Regions from separate parts of the Mus musculus genome. Here all the other regions are linked to region 2. The links are chromatin contacts, found by Hi-C or POLR2A ChIA-PET in ENCODE. All regions are on one chromosome and are shown on one strand. Each heading gives the region's core, a stretch centred on a gene start or an enhancer-like site at or near the end of the contact. The rest is flanking DNA. Distances are from core to core; before and after follow the strand shown.

The links. A loop is a pair of places that touch in the nucleus more often than their neighbours do. ChIA-PET counts read pairs that join two places held with the same protein, here RNA polymerase II (POLR2A).
Region 1: POLR2A ChIA-PET joins it to region 2 with 11 read pairs in embryonic stem cell. The contact joins the promoter of Car13 here to the promoter of E2f5 in region 2. A Hi-C loop is called at or near these places in 2 of 37 maps with a recorded cell type or tissue (heart and v-Abl transformed pro-B cells). POLR2A ChIA-PET finds 5 or more read pairs at or near these places in 3 of 5 experiments (Patski and embryonic stem cell).
Region 3: a loop to region 2 is called in a map of gastrocnemius, with 5 times the contacts of the local background. The contact joins the promoter of Lrrcc1 here to the promoter of E2f5 in region 2. A Hi-C loop is called at or near these places in 10 of 37 maps with a recorded cell type or tissue (gastrocnemius, heart, left cerebral cortex and 1 more). POLR2A ChIA-PET finds 5 or more read pairs at or near these places in 1 of 5 experiments (Patski).

Annotation. Positions count from the first base shown.
Region 1 is chr3:14,640,403-14,643,102 of GRCm38, forward strand. It overlaps Car13 (carbonic anhydrase 13), which reads left to right and starts at 1,325. Exons shown (of 7, transcript NM_024495.5): 1 at 1,325-1,443. The coding sequence starts at 1,407.
Region 2 is chr3:14,577,230-14,579,929 of GRCm38, forward strand. E2f5 (E2F transcription factor 5) reads left to right here and starts at 1,442. Exons shown (of 8, transcript NM_007892.2): 1 at 1,442-1,794. The coding sequence starts at 1,591.
Region 3 is chr3:14,532,462-14,535,161 of GRCm38, forward strand. It overlaps Lrrcc1 (leucine rich repeat and coiled-coil domain containing 1), which reads left to right and starts at 1,327. Exons shown (of 19, transcript NM_001163579.1): 1 at 1,327-1,561. The coding sequence starts at 1,473.

The DNA.
Region 1 (2,700 bases), core at 75-2,574, 63 kb after region 2:
GTGCTGGCACAACTGGTTGTTATCATGTAGAAGAATGCGAATCGATCCATACTTATCTCCTTGTACTAAGGTCAAATCTAAATGGATCAAGGAACTTCACATAAAACCAGAGACACTGAAACTTATAGAGGAGAAAGTGGGGAAAAGCCTTGAAGATATGGGTACAGGGGAAAAATTCCTGAACAGAACAGCAATGGCTTGCTCTGTAAGATCGAGAATTGACAAATGGGACCTAATGAAACTCCAAAGTTTCTGCAAGGCAAAAGACACCGTCAATAAGACAAAAAGACCACCAACAGATTGGGAAAGGATCTTTACCTATCCTAAATCAGATAGGGGACTAATATCCAACATATATAAAGAACTCAAGAAGGTGGACTTCAGAAAATCAAATAACCCCATTAAAAAATGGGGCTCAGAACTGAACAAAGAATTCTCACCTGAGGAATACCGAATGGCAGAGAAGCACCTGAAAAAATGTTCAACATCCTTAATCATCAGGGAAATGCAAATCAAAACAACCCTGAGATTCCACCTCACACCAGTCAGAATGGCTAAGATCAAAAATTCAGGTGACAGCAGATGCTGGCGTGGATGTGGAGAAAGAGGAACACTCCTCCATTGTTGGTGGGATTGCAGGCTTGTACAACCACTCTGGAAATCAGTCTGGCGGTTCCTCAGAAAACTGGATATAGTACTACCGGAGGATCCAGCAATACCTCTCCTGGGCATATATCTAGAACAGTCTTCGAAGGTGAGTTTCTACTGTTCTGTAGGAGCGCACACACTTCTCTTCTCAACTCCTTCCTTCTTGCACAGTCAGAATGGCAGTAAGAGTTAAGAACCAAGAATCCAGTAAGTTTGGCTTCTTCTATGCAGGGCCAAGTCTGCAAGATGCTGGAGTAAGCAAAAAGGAATCAGAGAAGTGAGTTATGCAGATGGAAAGGCTGGAGCTGTCGGGGAAGGGAGGGCTGGCCCGGGGAGGTGAGCACTTCCTAACTAGTAGTTCTTATTTTAAGTGGTGGTTATTACAGCTATCGGCATTGATGTATGTGCATGTGTAATCACCACTGCCACCTCCATCAAGGTCCCCTGCATTTCCCAGACAAGATCTCCAACTCCAGCAGCAGCTCCTGCCTGGGTGAGTCATTTCCAGAAGGGCTTTTTCTGGGGTGGACTTCTCAGAAGGCAGGAAATCCCCATTGGAAACCTTTCTGGCTGCTGAGCACAGATCCCTTTCCCCACTCGGGCGCCCCCTGCGGGTGACGACCGTGCCCTCGGGTTTCGGGTTCCCGGGTTCGGGGTGCGGGCGGCCCCGCCCTCCACCCAGGCCCGCCCAGCTCCTTGGCGCGGGCGCCCTGCCACAGGTCCACAGTGTCCCTGCCACAGGCTCTCCATCGAGGACCATGGCGAGGCTGAGCTGGGGGTACGGCGAGCACAACGGTGAGCGCGGGCTTCCAGAGGGGGCTGATGGGGGCTTGAGGGAGCTCTGAGCCCCGTGGGGGGGTTGGGGGTCAGGGCCTGGTCCCCGCCGGCTCTCTCCAGAGTGGACGGCGGCATTCATTCAACTTCACTGGAAAAGCTCACTGCTGTCCCGAGAAAGCTTAAGAGGTCAGAAGTCAGATGACACATTTGTAAGGAAACAAGGACAACTGAGCCGCGAGAGCTCCCAGATCACTAAGTCACGGGACGCCTTCCAGGCGCTGTTGAAGCAATCTTGGTAACTTGTAATTTGCATACTGACTTGAAGTTAACTTGGGGCTTGTTCTTCAGTCTTACTTTCCTACCGTACCCATCCTTTCAGAGACCAAGGTTTAGCAAACGATTATAGAAATTATAATATGGTGTTAAATATATTTATTGATAAGCATGGCAACTTTTCTTCATCGCCTAAGTGTATTAGGGATAAGACATTCTTCTTGTTCATCGTTTGAACTGATTGCTTCAATTAATTACTCAAAAGAATTGCAAAGAAAAACTGGGAAAGCACTGATAGTCTTCAAAATGGAGTTTGTGGATAATAATATCAAAAACTTAAATTAGCATATACGTTATTGGATAATATTCTATAGTACATTTAATGAAAGTTTACGGAAAGTTTTCCCTTCTTTTATTTTATTTTCCCCCTTTTTGTGTTTTGAGACGAATCTTACTCTGTAGCTTAGTCTGGGCAGAACTTGTGGTCATCCTCTTTTCTTGGATGGAAAAAAAAAACTCGTTTCTTATTGCAGCTTATTTGAGGTCGTGATGACATTAATGTTATTTTTAAAATGACATCAGATGAAGTTTAGATTTTTATGAATGACATTTATAATTTAGATGAATTTCTTAAGCCAAAATAGCAATCTTATGTTTCATTACCTTCTAATTTGTGTGTTTGAAAGACAATCTTTACACATTTCAGTTTTGTCTCTGAAATCATTTTGTTTGTTGTTATTTGGCAGTTATTAGGTGCCAGTAGTGGTACCCTCTCTGTGGTTAGGGAGAAGGTTGTGTTAGCCAGTAGGTACTGATTGTACCCGAATAGGTACCCGAATAAGTATTGGTTTCAATAAAATTCTCCAGAAAATTTAAAATTTCAACTTAGAAAGGGCATTATAATGAGGAGTTGTTTTACATCTTGTTCATTTTTTAAATCTTAAAAAAGATTTATTCTTTTTTTAAAAAAATATGTTTATGAATTTTTGACTTGTATGTTGT
Region 2 (2,700 bases), core at 192-2,691:
AGACCCAGCTATAGCACTCTTGGGCATATTCCCAAAGGATGCTACATATTATTACAAGGACATTTGTTCACCTATGTTCACAGCAGCTTTATTCATAATAGCCGGAAACTGGAAACAACCTACATTCCCTCAATCGAACAATGGATTTAAAGATAAAATAAGTGGTACATTATCACAATGGAGTATTACTCGGTTGTTTAAAAAAAAAAATGACATCATGAAATATACTGGCAAATTGATGGAACTCAAAAACCTCATCCTGAGTGAAGTAACCCAAACTCAGAAAGATGAACATGGTACATACTCACTTATAAGTGGATCTTAGCTGTAAAGTAAACATAATGCTACAATCCCCAGACCCAGAAAGACTAAGTAACAAGACAGGCTAAAGAGGGTATCTCTCTGGAAAGGGTCAGTGGAATAGAATCTGCAGGTGGATTGGGGGGGCAGACGGGGATTTTAAGTGTTGCAGCTCTGAAGGAAAATGCTTCCCCTACAGAAGTTTTGCTCCAGACGCCTGGAAAAATTTTGGTTTAAAATTGTTTTCAGGATTTACTAGTTAATGCTGTCAGTTTCTCCTCGCGTTTTGTTTTTTTGTTTTTTTTTTTCCCTACTGTTAATTTGGGCATTCTTGCATGAAGGATATGTCTTCATTAATTCCTGCCAAATGATGTTTTTAGTCACCTACTACTTGTTAAGTGTGAAGGATATTCAACAGGTGCGAATACCAAGTTGTTTAAGATCTTGGGTTTTTTTTTGTTTTTGTTTTTTGTTTTTTGTAAACTTTTATTTATTTACATTCCAAATGTTACCCCCCCTTCCAGGTAGCCCCTCCAAAAGTTCTTCATCCCATACCCCCTTCCCTTTGCCTCTGAGAGGTTGCTCCCCACACTACCCCGACCCATCTTACCCACCCAAGGTGTTGAAGATTTTAATCCTGAGTCTCAAGTTTGCAAATAAAAAATGTGGGAGCACATTTCCTCCTCTTATATCTGTGATCTTACTATCGAGCCATAGTTTACGATGTCAATAAGTCAAAAGATGCTGCGATTGTCTCAATAATAGAATTATTGGGGAGCAAAAGAGTATAATTTTGTAAAGAACACTAAAGGCAGGTAAGGAAAGAGCTGGGGGTCTACTTCCTTCACCGTCAAGGCTCAGGTGCTTCTGTTTGCAGAAAAGGCTTTGGAAAAGACTGAAGGTCAGAGTCCCAAAACCTTCCGGGACGCGGCGTTCTCCTATTTACGCGAAGATGAGCCTTACAATACTTGCACCTGATCAGGGATGAGCGCTCCAGGCCGACCAAAAGCACGCTCCGCCTGAGGGAACCCGACTGCCCCGCCCCTCCGCGGAGAGTGCGTTACTAGGCAACGCCGCGCGGCGTCACTTCCTGCCATTTAAACTCGGGCCCACCCTCGCGGCGCTGGCCGCTCGTGTGAATCCGCGCGCTCTGTGGTGCCGTGCGCGAGCCGCGCGGCTCCGGGGACTGGTGGACGCGGGGCGCGCCGTGGGCGGGGAGCGGAGTCCGCGCACCTCCTCTGCCGGTGGCGGAGCGGCTCCTCGCCAGAGGACAGCAGGGCCGCGGCGGTGATGGCGGCGGCGGAGCCCACGAGCTCTGCTCAGCCCACGCCGCAGGCCCAGGCTCAGCCGCCGCCGCATGGGGCGCCATCCTCGCAGCCGTCCGCGGCGCTCGCGGGGGGCAGCAGCCGGCACGAGAAGAGCCTGGGCTTGCTTACCACCAAATTCGTGTCGTTGCTGCAGGAGGCGCAGGACGGCGTCCTGGATCTCAAAGCGGTGAGCGGGGATGGGGAGGGCGAGGCCCGCCCGAGGGTGCTGGGTCCACCACCCCCACTGCGCCGAGACTCCGGACCCGGAGGGGCCGGGATGGATGCGGGGGCCCCACCGACCGGCCACCGCGCGGCCCTGGCCACAAAGGAGCACCCGGAGCGAGCGCCCAGGAATTCGCGCTCTGCTCTGGACTCGCTTAAGGACCGACCGCTCTGCAGAACTTCATTCCTGTTTTGAAGAACTTTCATGCCAGTTCTTCGGAATGAAAGAGGAAAAGAGAAAACTTTCCACACCTCCTCTAAAGTAGTAGTTTTTAGAAGGGGACATTCTTCATCGAGAATTAAGAATTGGGAAGTAAGATTGGATTTGTTGGCTTAATTTAGAATCTTTCTACTTTCTAGACCTGAGATTTGCGGTCACACAGAGAGGGGTCATTTTGTGCCGTTCAGACTAAGTGGTGAAATTACTTAGTAAGCTTTATCTGGTTTTATAAGGATGTTTGCTTCGTTCTTTGCTATGGTTCGGATTTTTTTCAAACAACAACGTCCATTTAAAGCAGTTCAGTCATAGTGATTTAACCGTTCCTGGCAAAACTTGGAAGGATTCCACAACGCAGGGAAAGGGGAACAGTATGGGATCGTGCGAATTAAAATTCAGCTAGTACAAGGAGGTTCAGAAAGAGCCAATACTTCAAAAATAAACAAAATTGCTAGTTTACAGTCACAGCGAATAGCCTCTTATGACTCCTCACAGCTCCTGGCTTGAAGCTATTACCATCCTCAAGACCGTGGGTGGCCAAGGCATAGGAAATAGGAGTCTTAACAGGAGAAGCCTGCCTTCCAGAACTCTGCTGAGTGTCCTGTCCTGGCCCAGTGGGAGGCGCTGGCTTGTTGGCACTTGGATTCCCCCCTT
Region 3 (2,700 bases), core at 77-2,576, 45 kb before region 2:
TTACGAATATATAATTTTATGTATCTTTACTTTCTTATTCAGAAACCACTCTTAAATGTTGTGCAAAATTTATTTCATAATTTCAAAAAAACTATTCCTTTCTTGGGATACCAATGTTGGCTCTAATTCATTTTCTAATAATTTCTTCAAACTTTCTTTGCAAGTCAAGCATTAATCTGGAACTATCATTGTTCAGTTATTATATTGTTTTCAAGATGAGAACACACAGCAGGCACCATTAGGACTGTGCTGTGCTGTGTCCCTATGCCTCAATTTTTAACTGTTTAAGAATCAAGGAACGTCTAGTTTCACAGAATTCACCAGAGCAGAAGGGAGAAAGAAATAAGAAAGTCAGATATAATAGAATAATTATGCCCACCAAGACCAACTGAAAGACAGGCACCCACAAATGAATTCTATACAGCTGTTATTCAGGGATAAGATTAGAAGTGGGAACGACTGTTTTCTACAAAGAGCTGCAGTGGGCTACTGAGATGTCTCCATCCTGGCCTACTGCGGGCAGTCGCTGTCATGGTATGCTGTCCCCAACAAGTTATTTATGTGGTAGCCAGGAAAACTGTATTTTGGTGGCTGTCTCCTTATCTTTGCAATGCCTTTGTGTGGCGGCTACACATCCTTGAGGCTGTAGATAGGTTGTCCCCACTGTATAAAAAACTAAAACATCAGGATATTTTCCCACACGTGTGCACTAACAAAGGTGTACAAACTCTTTGGCATCGTTAGAATATCTTTTTCAACATAGTCTGAACATCCCCTACCATTTTGTGAGATTTTCTGAAGAACTGTGGAAATAAGGTCCCTGAAAGGAGATCAGTCTATCAGTTGGGAGGGAAAGGGGGTCAACTTATGTCATGACTGTCATCACCTACCAAAGAAAAATTTTATACCACAATGGAAAAACCATTGTCTCACCAACTCTACCTTGAAACAGCCCAGTGAAGTATCTTTGGAGTGTTTGCTTTTGCAGAGGCATTGAAGAGTGTCTCTTGAGCGAATTCTTTAAAAAGCTGAACATTTTTTTCTCATCACAGGGAGACCAGCATACATAAATAAAGGCATTGCACAAATACTTAAGGATTTAACAGGAGTTCAGTGACCAAAAACGGGGAACATTACTATGTCTGCAAGATCACGTCACGAAGTATAAAAGCAAACTATTGAGAAAAACGCCTCCATATGGCAGTGGGCTATAAATAATGTTCAGTAGCCCACTCATTCCAAACCAACAAATGGAAAGGCTTTACTTTAAAGGCAGATGCCGTAAAAGTCAAGCCCTCTTTGAGCGGCGCCGTTGTCCTGCTTTGCGGCCGCGCAGGGCGGGGAAAGTGCGGCAGGCGGTTAGAGTCCTCGCCCCGCCCCTTGCTCACTCCCCGCTCCCGCTTTTGGAGGCGTGAGCAAGCTGGGACCCAGCGCTGGGCGCCGGTTAACACCCACTCCCCGTCGCGGGTACCATGGAGGCGGCGGTGTGTAGCGAAATCGAACGGGAGGATGGCGACAGCAGCTGCGGGGATGTGTGTTTCATGGACAAAGGCCTGCACAGGTAGCTGCCGCCACCCGGTTGGACCTCGGGTTGGCTGGCTTCGGAGAGCCGGGCTTGTGCAGGAAGCGGGTTCCTCCCCATCCTCCCAGCACAGTCTGGGGCTCCTCTCTGTCCCCCAGCATAGCCCGGGGTTTCTCTGTGTTCCCCCTGCACGGCCCGGGGCTTCTCTTACTCCTCCCAGCATTGCCCTGGCTTCCTCCCTGCCAAGCCCTGAATCCCTCCTGGCTCACTCAGCTGAGCTCAGGGTTCTTCCGCATCCTCTCCACAGATCCCGGGGTTCCTTTCTCTCCACCACCCAGCGCAACCTGCGGTTCTTTCTTACGGACCTGCTGAGCCCAAGCTTCCTCTTTCCCCTCTCCTCGCCCCCACTTTCGCACCCCCTAGCTGTTGCTCTTCCTGGTCTCCTTCCAGGAGCCTGAGAAGTGGGGCAAGCAGCAAGGCAAGCCTTCTCTACTCCCTGCTTACATCTCTTGCCTCAGTTCTCACCCGTTTTTAAGTTCTTTTGCATAAGACACAATCAGAGACATATCCATACAGTTGTTGAAAGTACCAAATATAACTCTTACTGACCCTGTTTTATGTTACTGAGACTGCTCAGTGGTTTTTCAGGCCCCTGGATTTTCCATACTCTGTGAGCCTTACCAGTTCAACCTAGACCCTCTCTTGTTTTTCACTGGCCAGTTAGCTATTTCTGAGATCCAGGCATTTCTGTTACAATATTCTCTGTCTTTGTTGAGGTGCCTGCTCTACTCCATCAGAACCGTGGTATTTATAATATAATGAAAACAATTTAGTCTCAGGCCTGATCTAAGGGTTGCCAACGAAGAGGTTTTTTCAAAAGAATGCTTACATTTATATTTAATAATGGTTATCGCTTTGAGGATGATGTCTATGTGAATGTTATATGTGTTATTACTAATCACCACAGCAATTATGCAGGGTCGTTTTTGTTTTGTTTTGTTTTGTTTTTCTTCTTCTAGTAAGCAATGACTCTGGGAATTTATATTTTAGATACATTATATAACTTGACAGTGTAACTAGTGAGCAAGTAAATTCAACAGTATTGATTTCTGATAGGTCAGAAAACAGATTGCTATTAAGAGCATATAATAGCACAAAATTTGTCCCTAAATAATTCT